Linked DNA regions of Homo sapiens: region 1 is linked to region 2. Evidence: read pairs that join two places in POLR2A ChIA-PET (ENCODE). Cell type or tissue: GM12878. All regions are shown on one strand. Links, peaks and the distances in the headings refer to the core of each region. The heading gives the core; the rest is flanking DNA. Region 1 overlaps PDCD2L (programmed cell death 2 like). Region 2 holds the start of LOC105372379 (a long non-coding RNA gene).

Evidence for each region. Peaks named below come from ENCODE experiments on the same cell type or tissue, not always from the same donor. Only the 100,000 strongest peaks of a DNase experiment are listed, where the experiment ranks them.
Region 1: POLR2A ChIA-PET joins it to region 2 with 5 read pairs; 1 of 35 experiments calls an interaction of 5 or more read pairs at or near these places.

Annotation. Positions count from the first base shown.
Region 1 is chr19:34,404,523-34,414,654 of GRCh38, reverse strand. It overlaps PDCD2L (programmed cell death 2 like), which reads right to left. Exons shown (of 7, transcript NM_032346.2): 1 at 10,117-10,132; 2 at 9,840-10,006; 3 at 9,665-9,725; 4 at 5,145-5,494; 5 at 808-918. Among named protein-coding and RNA genes, the nearest start is that of PDCD2L, 5.2 kb to the right of the region's middle. In GM12878, for the core only: no CTCF peak of the experiment used is centred there; a DNase peak (open chromatin) is centred at 5,069; H3K4me3 peaks cover 445 bases; H3K27ac peaks cover 2,064 bases.
Region 2 is chr19:35,200,613-35,210,744 of GRCh38, reverse strand. LOC105372379 (a long non-coding RNA gene) reads right to left here and starts at 5,624. Exons shown (of 3, transcript XR_935938.2): 1 at 5,469-5,624; 2 at 4,353-4,592. RefSeq lists enhancers at 4,965-5,134, 6,110-6,627, 6,628-7,145, 7,146-7,663. In GM12878, for the core only: no CTCF peak of the experiment used is centred there; DNase peaks (open chromatin) are centred at 4,154 and 5,314; H3K4me3 peaks cover 1,318 bases; H3K27ac peaks cover 3,037 bases.

The DNA.
Region 1 (10,132 bases), core at 2,527-7,526, 800 kb after region 2:
TAGTTGGGCATGGTGGTACATGCCTGTAGTCCCAGCTACTTGGGAGGCTGAAGTGGGAGGATCACTTGAGCCCAGGAGGTCAAGGTGCACTGAGCTATGATTGATCACACCACTGCACTCCAGCCTGAGCAACAGAGCAAGACCCTGCCCCCAAAAAAAAAAAAAAAAAAAAAAAAAAAAGCCAGGCATGGTGGCTCACACTTGTATCTCAGAACTTTGGGAGGCTGAGGTGGGCAGATTACGTGAGGCCAGCAGTTCGAGACCAGTCTGGCCAACATGGTGAAACCCCATCTCTACTAAAATACAAAAAAATCAGCTGGGCAGGGTGGCGGGCACCTGTAATCCCAGCTACTTGGGAGGCTGAGGCAGGAGAATGGCTTAAACCCAAGAGGTGGAGGTTGCATTGAGCCAAGATCACGCCACTACACTCCAGCCTGGGCGACAGAGCGCGACTCCCTCTCAAAGAAAAAAAAAAATTAAATAATAATAATAATAAAGGCTATGAGAACATGGACTTCATCTGTGCCGTTTCTTGCTATATCTGCAGCACCTACAAATACCAGCAACTGGCATGCAGAATAGACTTCGTAAGTATTTGTTAGACAAGTGAGTGCACTTTACCTTACTGAATCCTCCTACACATCCTATAAAGTAGGTATTAGGTCCTATAAAGCAGGTATTAGGTTCTCTCTTGGTTTGGGGAATACTGTAGGTTTTGCTTTTCTCATATTTTCCTGTGTTTTCCAAACTAATATGTATTCCTTTATAATCAAGGAAAACAATAAAAGGAACTGTGCCTTTTTTTACCTCAAAATCTGCTCCTGACAAGCAGCAATTCGCTTCATGAATTTGTAAAACGTCTGATCTCCACTTTTAATTATGGTCTTCTCATATTTTTCATCACCATCATTAGGAAGGCTAAAAACAGAAGCAGAAAACACTTTTGAATGTCTATATCCAGAAAATTACAGCATTTGCAAGACAAAACAAGATAATTTTCTTTTAAAAAATTTTATCAGGGCAGGCGCAGTGGCTCACGCCTGTAATCTCAGCACTTTGGGAGGCCGAGGCAGGCAGATCACAAGGTCAGGAGATCGAGACCATCCTGGCCAACATGGTGAAACCCCATCTCTACTAAAAAATGCAAAAAATTGGCTGGGCATGGTGGCTTGCGCCTATAGTCCCAGCTACTCAGCAGGCTGAGGCAGAGGAAATCGCTTGAACCCGGGAAGCGGAAGTTGCAGTGAGCCGAGATCGTGCCATGCCACTACACTCCAGCCTGGTGACAGAATGAGACTCCATCTCAAAAAAAAAAAAAAAAAAAAAATCAATCACGCCTTTAATCCCAGCACTTTGGGAGGCCGAGGTGAGCAGATCACCTGAGGTCAGGAGCTTGAAACCAGCCTGGCCAACATCTTGAAACCCCATCTCTAATAAAAGTACAAAAAATTAGCCAGGCGTGGTGGCGGGCGCCTGTAATCCCAGCTCCTTGGGAGGCTGAGGCAGGAGAATCACTTGAACCCAGGAGATGGAGGTTGCAGTGAGCCAAGATTGCGCTATTGCACTCCAGCCTGGGCAAGAAGAGTGAAACTCCGTCTCAAAAAAAAATTTCTCAGGCCAGTGCAGTGGGCTCACGCCTGTAATCCCAGCACTTTGGGAGGCCGAGGCAGGCGGATCACTTGAGCTCAGGAGTTCAAAACCATCCTGGGCAATCTGGCAGAACCTTGTCTCTACAAAAAAATACAAAAATTAGCTGGGCATGGTGGCATGCACCTGTGGTCCCGGCTATTCCAGAGGCAAGGCTGTGGTGAGCCGTGAGCACACCATTGCACTACAGCCTGGATAACAGTGTGAGACCCTGTCTCAAAAAGAAAAAAAAAAAAAAACTGTCAAAGTTAAAAAACTGTAAAACTGTCAAGTAATTTTTTTTTTTTTTTGAGAGGGAGTCTCCCTCTGTCACCCAGGCTGGAGTGCAATGGTGCAATCTTGGCTCACTGCAACCTCCACCTCCTGGGTTCAAGCAATTCTCCTGCCTCAGCCTCCTGAGTAGCTGGGATTGCAAGTGTGCGCCAACACGTCCAGCTAATTTTTGTATTTTTAGTAAAGACAAGGTTTCACCACGTCGGCCAGGCTGGTCTCCAACTCCTGACCTCAAGTGATCCATCTCGGCCTCCCAAAGTGCTGGAATTATAGGAGTGAGCCACCGCACTCAGCCAAAAACTGTCAAGTAAATATTTTTGATATTTAAATTGTGTACATGTAGCTCTGCAGTTCCCTGCCCAACCCTTCTCCCAAGCCATTTTCAACTCTTGAGTAATTATTTACAATTTAAAAAGTCGCAGGGCACAGTGGCTCACACCTGTAATCTCAACACTTTGGAAGGCCGAGGCAGGTGGATCACGAGGTCAAAAGATCGAGACCATCCTGGCCAACATGGTGAAACCCTGTCTCTACTAAAAATACAAAAATTAGCTGGGCATGGTGGTATGCACTTGTAATCCTAGCTATTCAGGAGGCTAAGGGAGGAGAATTGCTTAAACCTGGGAGGTGGAGGTTGCAATGAGCTGAGATTGAGCCACTGTACTCCAGCCTGGCAACAGAGCGAGATTCTGTCTCAAATATATATATTTTCATATATATTTTTTAATATATATATTTTATTATTTATTTTATATATATATATATATATATGTATTTTTCATCTGGGTGCGGTGGCTCACGCCTGCAATCCCAGCACTTTGGGAGGCCAAGGAGAGTGGGTCACTTGAGGTTAGGAGTTTGAGACCAGCCTGGCCAACATGGTGAAGCCCCATCTCTACTAAAAATACAAAAATTAACCGGGTGTGGTGGCGGGTACCTGTAATCCCAGCTACTTGGGAGGCTGAGGCAGGAGGATCATTTGAAACTGGGAGCTGGAGGTTGCAGTGAGCCATTATCACACCGCTGTACTCCAGCCTGGGTGACAAAGTGAGACTCTGTCTCAAAAAAACCAAAAATTTTTTTAATTAGCTGAGTTTGGTGGCACACACCTGTAGTCCCAGCTATGGGGAAAGCTGAGGCCAGAGGATCCCCTGAGGCCAGGAGTTTGAGGCTGCAGTAAACCATGAGCAGGCTGGGCGTGGTGGCTAATACCTGTAATCCCGGCACTTTGGGAGGTCGAGGTGGGCGGATCACGTGGGGCCAGAACTCCAAGAAGAGCCCGGCCAGTATGGCAAAAGCCCATCTCTACTAAAAAGAAAATACAAAAATTAGCTGGGTGAAGTGGCGCACGCCTATGGTCCCAGCTACTCGGGAGGCTGAGACATGAGAGCTGCTTAAGCCGGCGAGGGAGAGGTTGCAGTGAGCCGAGAACGTGCCACTGCACTCCAACCTGGGCAACAGAGCAAGACTGTCTCAAAAAAAAAAAAAAAAGGCCATAACCACACCACACCACTGCAGTTCAGCCTGGGAAACAAAGCAAGATCCCATCTCTAAAAAAAAAAAAAAAAAAAAGAAGAATACTCTAGTCTGAAGAAACCCACCAAAAATAAGCAAATACATAAAAACTTAAGAAATTAAAAAATAAAAAATCCTGCCGGGCGCGGTGGCTCACACCTGTAATCCCGGCACTTTGGGAGGCCAAGGCAGGTGGATCACGAGGTCAAGAGATTGAGACTATCCTGGTCAACATGGTGAAACCCCGTCTCTACTAATAATACAAAAATTAGCTGGGTGTGGTGGCGCGCACCTGTAGTCCCAGCTACTTGGGAGGCTGAGGCAAGAAAATTGCTTGAACCCAGGAAGGGGAGGTTGCAGTGAGCCGAGATCGCACCACTGCACTCCAGCCTGGCAAGAGAGCCCATATCACACACACACAAAAATAAATAAATAAATAAATAAATAAATAAATAAAAAATAAAAAGTCCTTATAACCATCAATTCTATTAAGGATTATTTTCAAACACCAACATGTCTTCATGCATTCCCCTTCATCATTATTCTGAAAAAGCCTACAAATGAAACAGTTCTGGTAAAGAACCAGGCCATTTCTCCAAATATTCTATTGTAATTTTTTTATTCTAATAGTAAAAAATGCTGGGTGCAGTGGCTAAAACAAATTTTTAGGCCAGGCACAATGGCTCACGCCTGTAATCCCAGCACTTTGGGAGGCTGAGGTGGGTGGATCACCTGAGGTCAGGAGTTCGAGACCAGCCTGACCAACATAGTGAAACCCCATCTCTACTAAAAATACAAAAATTAGCTGGGCATGGTGGCACATGGCTATAATCCCAGCTACTTGGGAGGCTGAGGTAGGAGAACTGCTTAAACCTGAGAGGTGGAGGTTGCAGTGAGCCGAGATCGTGCCATTGCACTCCAGCCTGGGTAACAACAGCGAAACTCAAAAAATTTTAATTGGTCAGACATGGTGGTGTGCACCTGTACTCCCAGCTACTTGGGAAACTAAGATAGATTGCCTGAGCCCAGGAGTTCAAGGCTGCATGAGCTTTGATCACACCAATTCACTCCAGCGTGGGTGACAGAGTGAGACCCTGTCTCTCTCAGTCAATCAATAAGCAAAAATGATCATTCTTACCTCTTTAGAGAGCTTTGGTTTATAAAGCCTTTCAAGATCTACCCTCTCGCTTAACTCTCAAAAAATCATGGGATGAAACAGAGAACAGAGATATCACCATCACTCTCATTTTACAGAATTGAGGATCTGAAAGCATCTCTGAGGTCCTGGGCCAGTTCTGGAGCCACAGCCAAGAGTCAATAAACAAATGGCGTTTTTCTTTTCCTTTTTCCATTTTTTCACCCCAATCTTATTATCCCAGATCAAATGGTAGTTTTCTAACTTGCCTGTCTCTGCTATAAAGACATATTAGAAATATAAAAGAAAATTTAAGAGTCAGTGAACGCGTCTTCTATAAATACTTGCCATCTCTAACTTCTGTTTGTTCATCTTCACTTTCTTAACGGCAATTATAAATAGAGCAGGGTTTTCAAGCTAACTCAAGTTGGCTGATAAGGAAGTGAAGCAAAAAGGTCCTACATACAAGTTCTGCCTGAAAGTTTCCCCAGGTCCTGTGGTGAAACTGAAGGGTAACTCTTGTGGCTGCTTCCCAATCCAGTCACCTCTCAACCTCAGCAGCACACATCCTCACCTTTGGGAAAGCAACTGATCCATGGCAATGCCTTCTCTCTGCTGATAGTCCCTCAGAAGGCTGTGGGCATGATCCAGGTTGACAAAGTCCCTGTAATCATCCTCATCTGCAACACAGATGTAGTAGGGCAGGAAGAGCGGCAGCCCAGGAGGCACAGGATGGGCAGCACCCAGGACAGCATCCTGCAGGCGGAGGTCTTGGAGCCGAGCAGTCCAGTCTACGTCTTTGGCACTGCTGGCATCATTCCCAAAATCCAAGGTAAACTGTGGTGAAGGCCCCTCCTCAGTATCACTTCCCCAGTCATCAGCACCTTCACACCAGTCCTCAGCTGCAAGGCTGTTTCCCTGTTTCTGGAAAAATACTCAGTGAATGAGGTCCGAGCACATTTGGGAGGTTTATTCTAATCCTTCGGCTCCAGCCACCCACCGCCGCGCCTTCCAGAGGGAGCCTTCACACCATCCCCTTCCCCTCTGGTACACTCCAATCAAACTTTCTAGACCCTATGTACTCAAAAGCACGTTGGAGGTGACTTAAAATACTTGTCTTTCCTTTTTGGGGTGAGTGTGACAGATATAGTACAGGGGTTATTCAACCATCCGTTCCAATATCTTTCTGTTGTGCTTCATGTATTGCAGGAACTGAAAAGAAAGAACTACCTTTCCCAGACCCCTTAGCAGCTAGGGTTTCAGATATGATTAGGGGTCTGCTAATCAGGTCTACTAGAGAGAAACATGAACTTGAGACAGAGTGAAGTAGAAAGAAAGACCACATAGCAAAAGGTAGCCATTGTGTAGACACAGACAGAACAAGGCTTTGGAGCCAACGGTTCGGTGGCAAAGACAGCCTCTAGTTCACCAGATCACACCTAAGCTTCCTGACAGCAGGAGAGGTGGCATAGCAGCTCCTTCACGGCCAGTTCTGAGGTGTGATTCTGGAGGGCATTCCTGGAGCCTCCTCCTTCAGCCTATCCACTTACTAAAAACCTCACTCCTGTGTTAAGTCTGTCTCAGCTTAAAAGCCAGGCATGGTGGCACGTGCCCGTAATCCAGCTACTCAGGAGGCTGAGGCAGGAGAATCGCTTGAACCCGGGAGGCGGAGGTTGCAGTGAGCCAAGATCACACCACTGCACTCCAGCCTGGGTGACAGAGCGACACTCGGTCTCAAAAAAAAAAAGAAAAAGCAACAGCACTTTTCTAATTATCTGCACCTGAACCCTGACAAATATAGGCAAACACCACTGTCTTCAACTTTTTATTTAAGTACTGCTAATACTATGCCTAGCAAACATCAAGAACTGGGTGCAGGCCGGGCCCAGTGTCTCACGCCTGTAATCCCAGCATTTTGGGAGGTTGAGGTGGGCGGACTGTTTGAGTCCAGGAGTTCAAGAACAGCCTGGGCAACATGACAAAATCCCATCTATACAAAAAATATGAAAATCAGCTGGGCATGGTGGCACGTGCCTGTAATCCCATCTACTCAGGAGGCTGACGTGGGAGAATGGCTTGGGCCCAAGAGGCAGAGATCATGCCACTGCACTCCAGCCTGGGTGACCAGAATGCAACCCCATCTCAAAAAACAAACAAACAAACAAACAAACTCAGTGTATATATAAAGACACATTTACAGTCAAAGGGAGGCTAAATTGTGTTCTGCAGCTACCAACTTGCCTGCCTTTTCAATAAATTCAGATTTCATCTTATGAAATGTGTTAATACATATATAGCTCTCATAAAGTATATTTACTATAAAGACACGTATACATTATCACATACAACCACATATATGTACACACCCATATATATTCCCAAACAGGAAAATCAGTAAACTGTGTGTCTCAAGACCTTCAGTGTAAGTTTAAAAAAACTACTATATATACAATGGAATATTTTTCACCCTTAAAAAAAAAAAGGAAATTCTGTCATTTGTGACAACATGGATGGAACTGGAGAACATTTTGCTAAGGGAAATAAGCCAGACACAAAGACAAATGCTGCATGTATTCACTTATATGTGGAATCTAAAACAACCTCAAAGAAGTAGAGAGTAGAGTGGTGGTTAAAGAAATCTGGAGTGGCCAGGTGTGGTGGCTCACGCCTGTAATCCCAGCACCTCAGGAAGCCAAGGCGGGTGGATCACGAGGTAAAGAGATCGACACCATCCTGGCTACACGGTGAAACCCCATCTCTACTAAAAATACAAAAATTAGCTGGGCATGGTGGTGTGTGCCTGTAGTCCCAGGTACTCAGGAGGCTGAGGCAGGAGAATTGCTCGAACCTGGGAGGCGGAGGCTGCAGTGAGCCAAGATTGTGCTACTGCACTCCGGCCTGGCAACAAAGCGAAACTCCATCTCAAAGAAAAAAAAAAATCTGGAGTGAGCCGGGCATGGTGGCTCACGCCTGTAATCCCAGCACTTTGGGAGGCCGAGGCGGGTGGGTTGCCTGAGGTCAGGAGTTCAAGACCAGCCTGGCCAACATGGTGAAACCCTTTCTCTACTAAAAATATAAAAATTAGCTGGGCGTGGTGGCGAGTGCCTGTAATCCCAGCTACTAGGGAGGCTGAGGCAGGCAGGATAAGCGCTTGCATCCGGGAGGTGGAGGTTGCAGTGAGCTGAGATTGTGCCATTGCACTCCAGCATGGGCAACAAGAGCGAAACTCGGTCTCAAAAAAAAAAAAAAAAAAAAAAAGGAAGAAAGAAACCTGGAGCGGGAAGAATAAGGAGATGACGGTCAAAGAATACAAAACCTCAGTTATTCAGGAGGAATGTGGGTTTTTTTTAAGTTCTACTGCACAGCATGAATATAGTTAATAATAGAGTATTGTGGCTGGGCACAGGGGCTCAAGCCTGTAATCCCAGCACTTTGGGAGGCCGAGGTGGGTGGATGACAAGGTCACGAGATCAATACCATCCTGGCTAACATGGTGAAACCCTGTCTCTACTAAAAATTTAAAAAAATGAAAAAATTAGCTGGCCGTGGTGGCGGGCGCCTGTGGTCCCAGCTACTCTGGAGGCTGAGGCAGAATGGTGTGAACCCAGGAGGTGGAGCTTGCAGTGAGCAGAGACGGCGCCACTGCACTCCAGCCTGGGCAACAGAGCAAGACTCCGTCTCAAAAAAAAAAAAAAATAAGAGTATTGTGTATCTCCAAATTGCTAGAGGAAATTTCAAATGTTCTCACAAGATGTTAAGTATTTGAGGTGATGAATGCATTAACTAGCTTCATTTAATTATTCCACATGATATTCATGAATCATAGCCATCACTTTATACCTCATAAATTTATACATTATTATAAACTGTCAATTTACAGTTAAAAAAAAAAGTTGAAGAAATCCAGGAGGAAGTCTCCATCTCCCTTTTGTTTTTTTGGCAGGGGACAGGGTCTGGCTTTGTGGCCCAGGCCGGAGTGCAGTGGCACAAGTGTAGGTCACTGCAGCCTCAACCTCCTAGACTCAAGCAATCCTCCTACCTCAGCCTCCTGAGTAGCTGGCACTACAGTTGCGTGGCCATCATGCCTGGCTAATTTGTTTACTTTTTATAGAGACGATGTTTTGCTATGTTGCCCAGACTGCTCTCCCAACGTTTTTTTTTTCTTTTGTTTTGTTTTGTTTTGTTTTTACGGAGTCTGTCACCCACGCTGGAGTGCAGTGGCATGATCTCAGCTCACTGCAATCTCTGTCTCCCGGGTTCAAGCGATTCTCCTGCCTCAACCTCCCTTGTAGCTGGGATTACAGGTGTCTGCCACCATGCCCGGCTAATTTTTTGTTTTTGTTTTTAATAGAGACGGGGTTTCGCCATGTTGGCCAGGCTGGTCTCGAACTTCTGACCTCAGGAGATCCGCCCGCCTCGGCCTCCCAAAGTGCTGGGATTACAGGCGTAAGCCACCGCGCCCAGCCTGGTCTCCAACTTCTGAGCTCAAGCAATCCTCCCACTTCAGCCTCTCAAAAAACGGTGGGATCACAGGCGTGAGCCACCATGCTGGGCCTCCATCTCCTTTTAACAAAGGAGTTAGAAAATAAAAATAAAGTAAAATAGAAGAAAAAAAAAACTCTCACAAAACCTTAAGAAAGGCCGGGCGCGGTGGCTCATGCCTGTAATCCCAGCACTTTGGGAGGCCGAGGCGGGTGGATCACCTGAGGTCGGCAGTTCGAGACCAGCCTGACCACCATGGCGAAACCCCGTCTCTATTAAAAATACAAAATTAGCCGGGCGTGGTGGCATATGCCTGTAATCCCAGCTACTAGGGAGGCTGAGGCAGGAGAATCGCTTGAACCTGGGAGGCGGAGGTTGCGGTGAGCCGAGATCGCGCCATTGCACTCCAGCCTGGGCGACAGAGCGAAACTCCGTCTCAAAAAAAAAAAAAAAAAAAAACTTTACGAAAATAGCATTTTATGGTTCTTCAGAAAAGCAAAAAACACTCCAGTGTACTTCAAAGAACACGGCTTTAAAGTCTGCCCCAAACTATTCTCTGGAAAATATCCTCAAATGACAGAAAAACAATAACATGCCAATCACAACCTTTACCTGAGCGTCCTGCGCCTCTCTCTCTGGCACCTGCAGGCACTGGGAGCGGAACACCTTCCAGCTTCGGGGTGAAGACAAAGGGCCGTGAGGGCTGCACCCCGACTCCAGCCCGCCGGCCCGCCCCAGCCCGCTGGAAAGGACACCCCTGGAGCAGCTCTGGGACTTCCCCGCCTACCTGCGCGCACCGCCGGTGCTACAGCCGGGGCAGGCGCACGCGAACACGTGCAGCAGACGGTGAAACGGGGAGCCTTCCAGCGGGCAATACACCTGCACGACCAGAGCGAGCGGCTGCCCGCAGCGCTGACACACGGGCCTGGGCGCAGCCACGGTGGGCAGAGCATCCTGAGGGGACAGAGGAGGCGCTCAGACCCCGACTCCCCCCAGGACCTCGCCCACTCCCTCCGCACCCTTCAGCAGCACCCATCGACCCCAGCTCCGGCACCCGCCCTCACCGGAATGCCGCCCAGC
Region 2 (10,132 bases), core at 2,345-7,344:
ATAACTATGATCATCATCACTTTTATTTTATTTTATTTTATTTTATTTTATTTTTTGACACGGAGTCTCACTCTGTCACCCGGGCTGGAGTGCAGTGATATGATCTCAGATCACTGCAACCTCTGCCTCCCGGGTTCAAGTGATTCTCCTGAGTAGCTGGGATTACAAGCATGCGCTGTCACGCCTGGCTAATTTTTGTATTTTTGGTAGAGATGGTGTTTCACCATGTTGGCCAGGCTGGTCTCAAACTCCTGACCTCAGGTGATCGATCCACCTGCCTCAGCTTCCCAAAGTGCTGGGATTACAGGCGTGAGCCACCGCACCTGGCCCCATCATCTAGATTCTACAATTGTTAACATTTTTCTGTATTTACTTTATTACATATCTATCAGTCCATTCCTCTATCAAGTCATCTGATTTTTTAAAAATGTATTTTTAAAGAAGGTTAAAGAATTTTAAAGCAGACATCAGTACTCTTTACCCTTAAACATTTCAGGATTCATATCACCAACTGGAGTTCAATGTTTGCAGTTATCTTTGAGATTTTATAAATTTGCATGCAATGAAATGCACACATATGAAACATCCATTTGCTGAATTTCTTAGTATTGTCATTATTATTTAGAGATGCGCTCCCACTCTGTACCCCAGACTGGAGTGCAGTGGTGTGATCATAGTTTACTGCAGCCTTGACCTCCTGGGCTCAAGCGATCCTTCTGCCTCAGCCTTGAAAGTAACTGGTACTACAGAAATATGCCACCACGCCTGGCTAATTTTTTTTTTTTTTCTCCACAGGGTGAGTTCTATGCCTGGGGAATTAAAACAATTTTTTTTTTAAAAGAGATAAGGTCTTTCTGTGTTGCACAGACTGGTCTTGACCTCCTGGCCTCAAGTGATCCCCATGCATCAGCCTCCTCAGTAGCTGAGATTACAGGCATGAGCCACTGTTCCCATCTCCATTTGCTGAGTTTTGACCAATGAATGCACTTATGTAATAAGTATACGCTTCTGCTTTAGACTACAAGCCCCTGTTAAGATAAAGAACATCTCCGTGACCCCTGCAAAATCCCCTTATGCCCCTTCCCAGATAATCCCCACCTCCACTCCATCCCCAAAGGCAATCATGGTTTTGATATTTTTATACCTTTACTTTAAATTTTCAGGATGGATGACAGGTGTGTGCTGGGAGGGACCTTAGTTAAATTTTGTGATTGGCGGCTAGAATTGAAAAAAAACAAAAACAAAAACAAAAAAACAAAAAAATACCTCATTGCGGCCAGGCGTGGTGGCTCATGCCTGTAATCCCAGCACTTTGGGAGGCCAAGGTGGGCGGATAGCTTGAGGTCAGGAGTTTGAGACCAGCCTGGCCAACATAGTGAAACCCCATCTCTACTAAAAATACAAAACTTAGCCCAATGTGGTAGTGGGCACCTGTAATCTTAACTACCTGGGAGGCTGAGGCAGGAGAATTGCTGGAACCAGGAGGTTGTAGTGAGCTGAGATGGCACCACTTTACTCCAGCCTGGGCAACAGAGCAAGACTCCATCTTAAAAAAAAAAAAGAAAACCTCGTTGCTCCCTCCTGTGGAATATGGATACCTAATTAACATGATCACATACAGCAATGACTGGCTTGGAGGGGAGGAGGCATCCTCAGTGCTGAAAGGTGGGACAATGTCCACTGAGGGCTCTGGTCCTAGCACTGAATGAGCCAGGCTCTTTCAATTCCTGGATAAGCACTTGTTCACCCATTGTATGTGGACCACTTACCCTGGCTGCCTCATGTAGGATGCTGTTGGCTGCAAGTAAGAGAAGAATAAATTCCAAACATCTTAAAACAATAAGGATGCCAGGCACAGTGGCTCGTGCCTGTAATCCCAGCACTTTGGGAGGCCGAGGCAGGCAGATCGCGAGGTCAGGAGATTGAGATCATCCTGGCTAACACGGTGAAACCCCGTCTCTACTAAAAATCCAAAAAAATAACTAGGCATGGTGGCGGTCGCCTGTAGTCCCAGCTACTCGGGAGGCTGAGGCAGGAGAATGGCGTGAACTCAGGAGATTGAGATCATCCTGGCTAACACGGTGAAACCCCGTCTCTACTAAAAATCCAAAAAAATAACTAGGCATGGTGGCGGTCGCCTGTAGTCCCAGCTACTCGGGAGGCTGAGGCAGGAGAATGGCGTGAACTCAGGAGGTGGATCTTGCAGTGAGCCGAGATCGCGCCACTGCACTCCCGCCTGGGGGACAGAGCCAGACTCCATCTCAAAAAAAAAAAGCAATAAGGACACGTATTATTTTACAGAACTGCTGGTCCCCCAAAGGCGGGGAGGTTCTCCAGGGGTCAATGCATCAGTTGAATGATGTTCTTATAGACTCAGGCTCCTCAGCATGTGGGCAATGTCATCCCTCACGGTGGTAACGTGGCTGCCACAGCCCCAGCCATCATTTCCTATAGGTGCAAAGCATCACAACCGTATACTTCCTCTTGCTAAAATCCTACTCTACCCATTTCCTTTCTGTATTTTCAGTGTTTAGCCTCTCTGATTCTGCTCTTACTACTAACTCATGAGATTTCAACTCATGGCGACTATAGGTGCTCCGAAGTGCTAATGAAAGAAATTGCAGAAAGAAAAGAAGAAAAATGATGTCTTTCTCTGTGGCTTCAGAATCATCCTCAGCATCATAAAACTCTGTTTGCAAATATTCTTTGCAGGCCGCAGGGACTTCAGAGATCATCAGTATGTCTTGTCAAAGAAACTTTAACATTCCAGCATCTGTGATTCTGGGACTAATACTTAAATTGCATGTAGATTCTGAAAAGGATAAATATTTGTGAATTTTTTGTTAAACCAGAGGAATATTTTTACTACCCCCTCTTCTTCAACGTGGATGAAAGAGAAAGCAAAAACACGTGATGCTGTTAGAACTCTGCTCTAGACTAAGAGTTTGAGAGCCCAGCTTAAGCCAGCAAATGCCTCCTCACACTGCCACATTCTCTCTGCGAGGAAAAGAAAAAGTTTATTTCTCTTACATTATTATTTTTTTCTTTTTTTGAGATAGGATCTCGCTGTGTCACACAGGCTGGAGTGCAGTGGTGTGATTATGACTCACTGCAGCCTTGATCTCCCAGGTTCAGGTGATTCTCCCTCCTCAGCTTCCTTAGTAGCCAGGAATACAGGCACACACCGCCACGCCTGGCAAATTTTGTGTATCTTTTTAAAATTTTTTTGGAGATGGGGTCTTGCTATGTTGCTCAGGCTGGTCTCGAACTCCTGGGCTCAAGCGATCCTCCTGCCTTGGCCTCCCAAAATGCTGGGATTACAGGTGTGAGCCACCACACCTGGCCTCCTACAGTACTTTTCTTTTTCTTTTGAGATGAAGTCTCACTCTGTCACCCAGGCTGGAGTGTAGTGGTGCAATGTCCACTCACTGCAACCTCCGCCTCCCAGGTTCAAGTGATTCTCCTGCCTCAGCTTCCTGAGTAGCTGGGACTACAGGTGCACACCACCATGCCCAGCTAATTTTTGTATTTTTAAAAATAGAAATGGGGTTTCATCATGTTGTCCAGGCTGGTCTCGAACTCCTGACCTCAAGTGATCTGCCCATCTTGGCCTCCCAAAGTGCTGGGATTACAGGCCTGAGTCAACATGCCTGGCCTCCTACAGTACTTTTTAAGAGCAAAAACATTTTACCCCAGATGCCTTCCACTAGCCAGCCCCCAGCAGACTCCCCCTCCAAGTCAGTCACTGCTGTGACTTCTCCTTGGCCAGGAGTGTGTCCCAGCCTTTTCCAGAACCAATCACCAACAAGAAGACAGGAGAACTATGCCTGGCTTAGATCACTCAGAGGCTGAGGGTACTTTTTCTGAACACATGGTCAGAGCTAATAAACAGGCTAATAAAATTAAGGCTCTGCTTACAAAGAAGTAAAGGAAAATGGGCTTGCTTATTAATAATGCAGATTCCCAATTCCTGCTGCTAGTTGCACGGCTGCTTCTGTAGACACTCTGCCTCCGTCTGGCCTGGCACTTTGATCTTGTTTTTATGCCTCAGGATGAACGAACCTCAAACACCCAGGCTTCTTAGAATAGAAGGTCCTAGAGGAGGAGTGGTTTCTGAGAGAAGGAAGCACCTGCCCGCATCTCTTAAAAGGAAAGTACCTAAGCTTGACTGCCTGCTTATCTTTGAGGTTTTATTATCAATCAGGCCTTCTGGCACAAGTGATTAAAACCCAAACTAGCTTAAGTACAAAGAGAATGTATTGGTTCTTAGAATGGAAAGTCTCGGATTTCAGGTATGGCTGGATCCAGGTGCCCCTGCAATACACTCAGGATTATGCCTCTCTCCCTCTCACCTCTGCTGTCCTCAATATTGACTTCATTTTCATGCAGCAAAGATGACCTCCAGCAGTTCCAGGCTTAGAGCATAGCAGATAAGTAACCATAGCAGAAAAAGAAACACCACTTTCCCAATAGTTCCAGCAAAAGTCCTGCAGCTGTCTCTCATTGGCTTTACTTGGAATGGCGTGTTCATTTCTGGATCTGGGAAATGTAGTTGGCTGTGTCCGAATCACATAGACTAAGAGCAGGGGAGGCTGGTTCCCAAAGAAAATGAGAAGGGTAAACGAATGCCCGTCAGGCTAATCTCTCTCTTGTGTGTAGAGAGAGCCCCGGAGAGCATCAACCTGTCCTGTTTTACCATGAAGAGCATTCAAAAGCTAACAGGGTGATAGGGGTTTAGTAAGTTGGGAGTGGTCAGGGAGAGGTCTTGGAAGAGACAGTGTTGAAAGCAAAGCCTTGAGAGATAAGAAGTCAGTGTTTTAGGCGGCAGGACCTGTGAGGGCAAAACACCTGAGAAAAATCAATATTTGACAAATGAGTGGCTAAATGAATGAATGAATGAGTGAATGATTAAATGAATGAGTGGGTGAATGACTATAGACAGACACTGTAGACAAAGAGCCCCATCTTCTTGCTCAGAAGGACCCACCAGCCCCTGTAGTAATGGGAGAGCTGGAGTTGGGCTGCAGACCTTGCAGGGAAAATGGAGAGGGAGAGAAGGAGGAGGGGAGAGGAGGGAAGGAGGGAAAGAGCCACTCGGACTCCGCAGGAGCCAGGAGGAAGGGCCAGATGGACCCTACCTGGGAGACTACATCCAACGTTTCTCTCCTTGAGGGTCCTGGGCTGCCTGGAAACCCTCCCCTCTCCACAGCCTCCATTCCCTGCCCCTTCCCTCCCCCGCCTTACTCTCACTTCCTCTTTTCTGTTCCTCTTGCATACCAAGCTAGCTCTCGTCTCAGGCCTTTGTGCTTGCTGTTCCCTCTGCCTGGAACACCCTTCTCTAAGAACTTCACAGCCCTCAGGTCTCAGCCAAGAGTCCCCTCCACCAAGCAGCCCTCCCTGACCACCCCAACTGAATTACCCATCCCTCTACGCCCACAGCCTCTTCCAAATCACACCACCCTGCATACCTTCCTCTCTCTGAAAATGTCATGTTTGTGAATCTGTTGTGGTCACAGTTGTCACCCTGTCAGAGGCGTTTGAACCAGAGCAACCCCATCTTGAGTAGGGGCCAGGTAAAATGAGGCTGAGACTTACTGGGCTGCATCCCCAGATGGTTAAGGCATTCTGAGTCACAGGGTGAGATAGGAGGTCAACACAAGATGCAGGTCATAAAGACCTTGCTGATAAAACAGGATGCAATAAAGAAGCCAGATAATACCCATCAAAACCAAGATGGCCACGAGAGTGACCTCTGGTCGTCCTCACTGCTACACTCCCACCAGCGCCATGACAGTTTACAAATACCATGGCGATGTCGGGAAGTTACCCTCTATGGTCTAAAAAGGGGAGAAATGAATAATCCACCCCTTGTGTAGCATATCATCAAGAAATAACCATAAAAATGGGCAACCAGCAGTCCTCGGGGCTGCTCTGTCTATGGAGTAGCCATTCTTTATTCCTTTATTTTCCTAATAAACTTGCTTTCACTTTATGGACCTGCCCTGAATTCTCTCTTGTGGGAATCCAAGAACCCTCTCTTGGGGTCTGGATCGGGACTCCTTTCCTGTAACACTATTATTACTGACTTATGAATATTCTAGGGTTGTTGCGAAGTCTGGGTGCGAGTCAGGCACAGTGTTTACCTGCTTGGCCCTGCAGTGTCCAGCCAGGTTCGTGGCCTCCTGCCTCTGTGACCCTGTTCAAGTGACCTCCCTGCTCTGGGACTGTCTGTTCCCCCATAATATGGAGACCTCTATATTGCTCTTCTATACCTCATGTCTGTCTTTTACACACACACACACACACACACGTGTGTGTGCATGGCTGTGGTGCAGGTTTAATGACCTCATGCAGATGTCTAGAGCATGGTTCTAGGCAGAAAATGGAAAAGTATTTATAATATAATTAGTTCAACCAGCTACAATATAGACAGGGGTTTCCTGGCAGGCCATGTGACTTCAGTAATGGCCTGGGTCTGGCTTCGCCTTTAACCCTCTTCCTAGCCTCCCCTCAGCTCTCAAGGGTCAGCTAGGGGCCATCGCCCTGCATGTAGGGAGGCTGGACGGCAGAAAGCATGAACCCCATGATGCTCCCTGTCCTGCCCTGCCCATGCTGTCACCAAGTGGGGCAGCTAGACTGAAAGGGCTTCCACAACTCTGGGGTGGGCACCAACAGCCAGGGGAGCTGGAGATTGAAGGGTAACATTGCAGACTGGAATAGGAAGTTCCCTGGCCTCCAAGCCAGGCCTCACTAGGACTCTCCTGCCCTCAAATCTGGAAGCTCAGTGTCTTCACCCTTTAGGTCTCTGGGGGATAGGAGACAGAGACTTAGGAGGGTCCAGGGGAAAAGAATTTCCAAGTAATAACATGGAAAATAAAACAAAGCTACTAAACCAAAGGATATTGCTATCAACCACAGTAGCTTTCACACTTTTGTTGTTAACTGTAAGAGAGTCATTTGACATCACAACCTAGAATATATACTTTGAACCAAAAATAAAATCCTGAGCCCCCCAACTAACTAAGTGGACCCCCTTCTGGGCCAAAGGGACCCCAGAGACATCTGAACAACTGAATTCTAGCCATGAAGAAATGGGAGGTGCACATGCCTCATTCTAGCCCCTCCCTTCTGGAGTTTAGGCCCAACTGACCAACATTAACATTAAAATACAGATCACAGGACTGACAGAGTAGACTCTTTATGGCAATCAGATCCCAAATTCCAAGCTGACCCTGGTCACATGTTCTCTGAGCGCTGCCACTTAGGAGACTTCATCTGCATAACAAGGGCCTTGTCTTCTACAACCCCTTATGTTAGCTCAAGCATTCTTTTCTAAGGACTTCTTCAGTCTTTAGGCAAAGCTTAACTCTTCCAACCAAATGGCAATCAGAAAGTCTTTGAATCCGCCTGTAAGCCCTGTTCCCCACCCTCTGACTCAAGATATCCCACCTCTTTAGGCTGAACCAATGTACACCTTCCGTGTATTGATTTATGTCTTTGCCTGTAACTCCTGTCTCCCTAAAATGTATAAAACCAAACTGTAACCTGACCCCCTCAGGCACATGTTCTCAGGATCTCTTGAGACTGTACCCCAGGCCATGGCCACTCTTATAGGCTCAGAATAAACCTCTTTAAATATTTCACAAAGTTTGGCTTTTCTGTCAACAATACACACTCACAATAAGAGTTTACCAAAGTAACACTTACTTAAGGCTGGAGACAAACTCTGATACTCTGAAATTTCTTTTTTCTTCTACTTAATTCCATTTCAGAAAAAAATTGCTGGTTAGGACCTTCTAAATTGATCTCATGAACCACTAACGAGTCACTACTCACAGCATGCAAAGCTCTAATTACACACTAGAAAGTATGTTTTAACACCAGGGGAAAATGGGAAAGTTTTACTCATAGAATATTCCTTTGCATTACACTGAATGTATTTTACTTGATAGAAAATGCTGTACTTTTGCTTAAAGCTAATTTCTACAGCAGACAGATGGAGAGTATACCATGGATAGGCACAGGCAGAGGAGGCTCTGCTTTCTGGGCCTAACTTCATTCATTCATTCCACAAATCTGTACCAGGTGTTGGAGGGTCAGCAGCAGTGGCGTGCTGTATTAATCTGTTCTCACACTGCTAATAAAGACATACCTGAAGGCTGGGTGCAGTGGCTCACGCCTGTAATCCTCGGGGAGGCCGAGGCGGGAAGATCATGAGATCAGGAGACCGAGACCATCCTGGCTAACATTGTGAAACCCTGTCTCTACTAAAAATACAAAAAATTAGACGGGCATGGTGGCGGATGCCTGTAGTCCCAGCTACTCGGGAGGCTGAGGAAGGAGAATGGCATGAACCTGGGAGGCGGAGCTTGCAGTGAGCTGAGATTGCGCCACTGCATTCCAGCCTGGGCAACAGAGCGAGACTCTCTCTCAAAAAAAAAAAAAAAAAAAAAAAGACGTACCGGAGACTGGGTAATTTATAAAGAAAAGAGGTTTAATTGACTCACAGTTCAGCATGGCTAGGGAGACCTCAGGAAACTTACAATCATGGTGGAAGGGAAAGCAAACATGTTCTTCTTCACCTGGTGCAAGAGAGAGAAGTGCTGAGCCAAAGGGGGAAAAGCCCCTTATAAAACCATCAAATCTCATGAGAACACACTCGCTATCATGAGAACAGCATGAGGGTAACCTCCTCCATGATTCAGTTACCTCCCACTGCGTTCCTCCCCCTGACACATGGGGATTATGGGAACTACAATTCAAGATGAGATTTAGGTGGGGACACAGCCAAACCATATTATGTGCTGAAGCCAGTTTATCCCAACTCACAAGAGCCCTTTGTTAAGTTTTTCAGGAGTTATGGTTGAACTCACATTGGTAGCTTGAAATCAGTCGTGGTGGAAGATTTATACTACGGAATCAGCAACTCTATAAGTCAGCATCCCCCAGCCCCTACAAGGGTTGTCAAACCTTTATGAGCACACTGCTAGTCAGCAGTGACCAAGACCTGGTCCCTGCCCTGGCACAGGCTGTCCTAAAAGGACGGGGGCACACTTTACTCAACCACAAAAACACATATAAACACGTGCCTTATGTGTGCTATGTTCTATACACCTGCTATGAAGGAGAAGTATAGGAATTCATGAGAGAAGATAACAGAAGGAATTCGAACAAGGCTTCTCCAAGGACACGAAGTTTGAGCAGAGACTTAAAGGATGAGGGGATTTAACTAGACAAAGAATGCGGGGAACAGTATTTCAATGAGAAGGAATAGTGTGTACAAAAGACCAGTGCTGAGAGAGGATGGTGAGTCTGCACAGCATAGCTGGAGTGGAGAGGATGTAGCAGCAGAGTGAGAGATGGAGATACCAGGCTGCAGATGTGAGCATCCCGGCCACGCGGGATCTGAGGCAGCACGAGGCCTCTGGTTTTTATGCAAAGAGCAATTCTCACAAAGCTACTCCCGCATTGCCATGCCCTCTTTTACACCTCGTCCTATCGGATTCTGCAAACTAGATTTATGGTGCAGATTGCACTCACTGTCCTCTTCACAGATGCAGAGGAGAGGAGACATCTCCATCTCCTCCTGACATGACTTTTGCTAACCTGCATTTTAGAAGTCAGCCTCTGAAAGGTCAGACGTGAACATGATAAGAAAAAAAAAAATCCACAGCACTGAAAAGCTCATCATTTCACTGGCAGTAAAATAAGAAGCATTTACTTTATAGTTTTTCTTCAGCCTAAAGTGAGCTTTGAGGTGATGTCAGGAGGTAATTAAGGTGGGAGCTAATCAGCCCACACCAAGAAGATACTTTGAGGGCAGCCAGGAAAGCCTCCAAGTAACAATCGAAGAAACCAGGGGTTGGCGGTGAAAGGGCACAGCTGCTTCTAGCATCTGCTAGTCTTACAGTGAGAGAAACAGAGCTCCACTTACCTGTGACCACAGAGGGCAGGAGGACTGTTAGGTGGCAATTATGAGGGGGCACTTCTAGCCCAAAATAAAGAAGGTCTTTCCTGACTAGCCAGAGGCAGGACCCCTCCCATTCAGCATTGCAAGAGGTTGTGCTTAGATAACCTGGACGGGTCCAAATTGGGGGATTCAATGTCTCCCTCTCCCATTCCCATGCCCGGG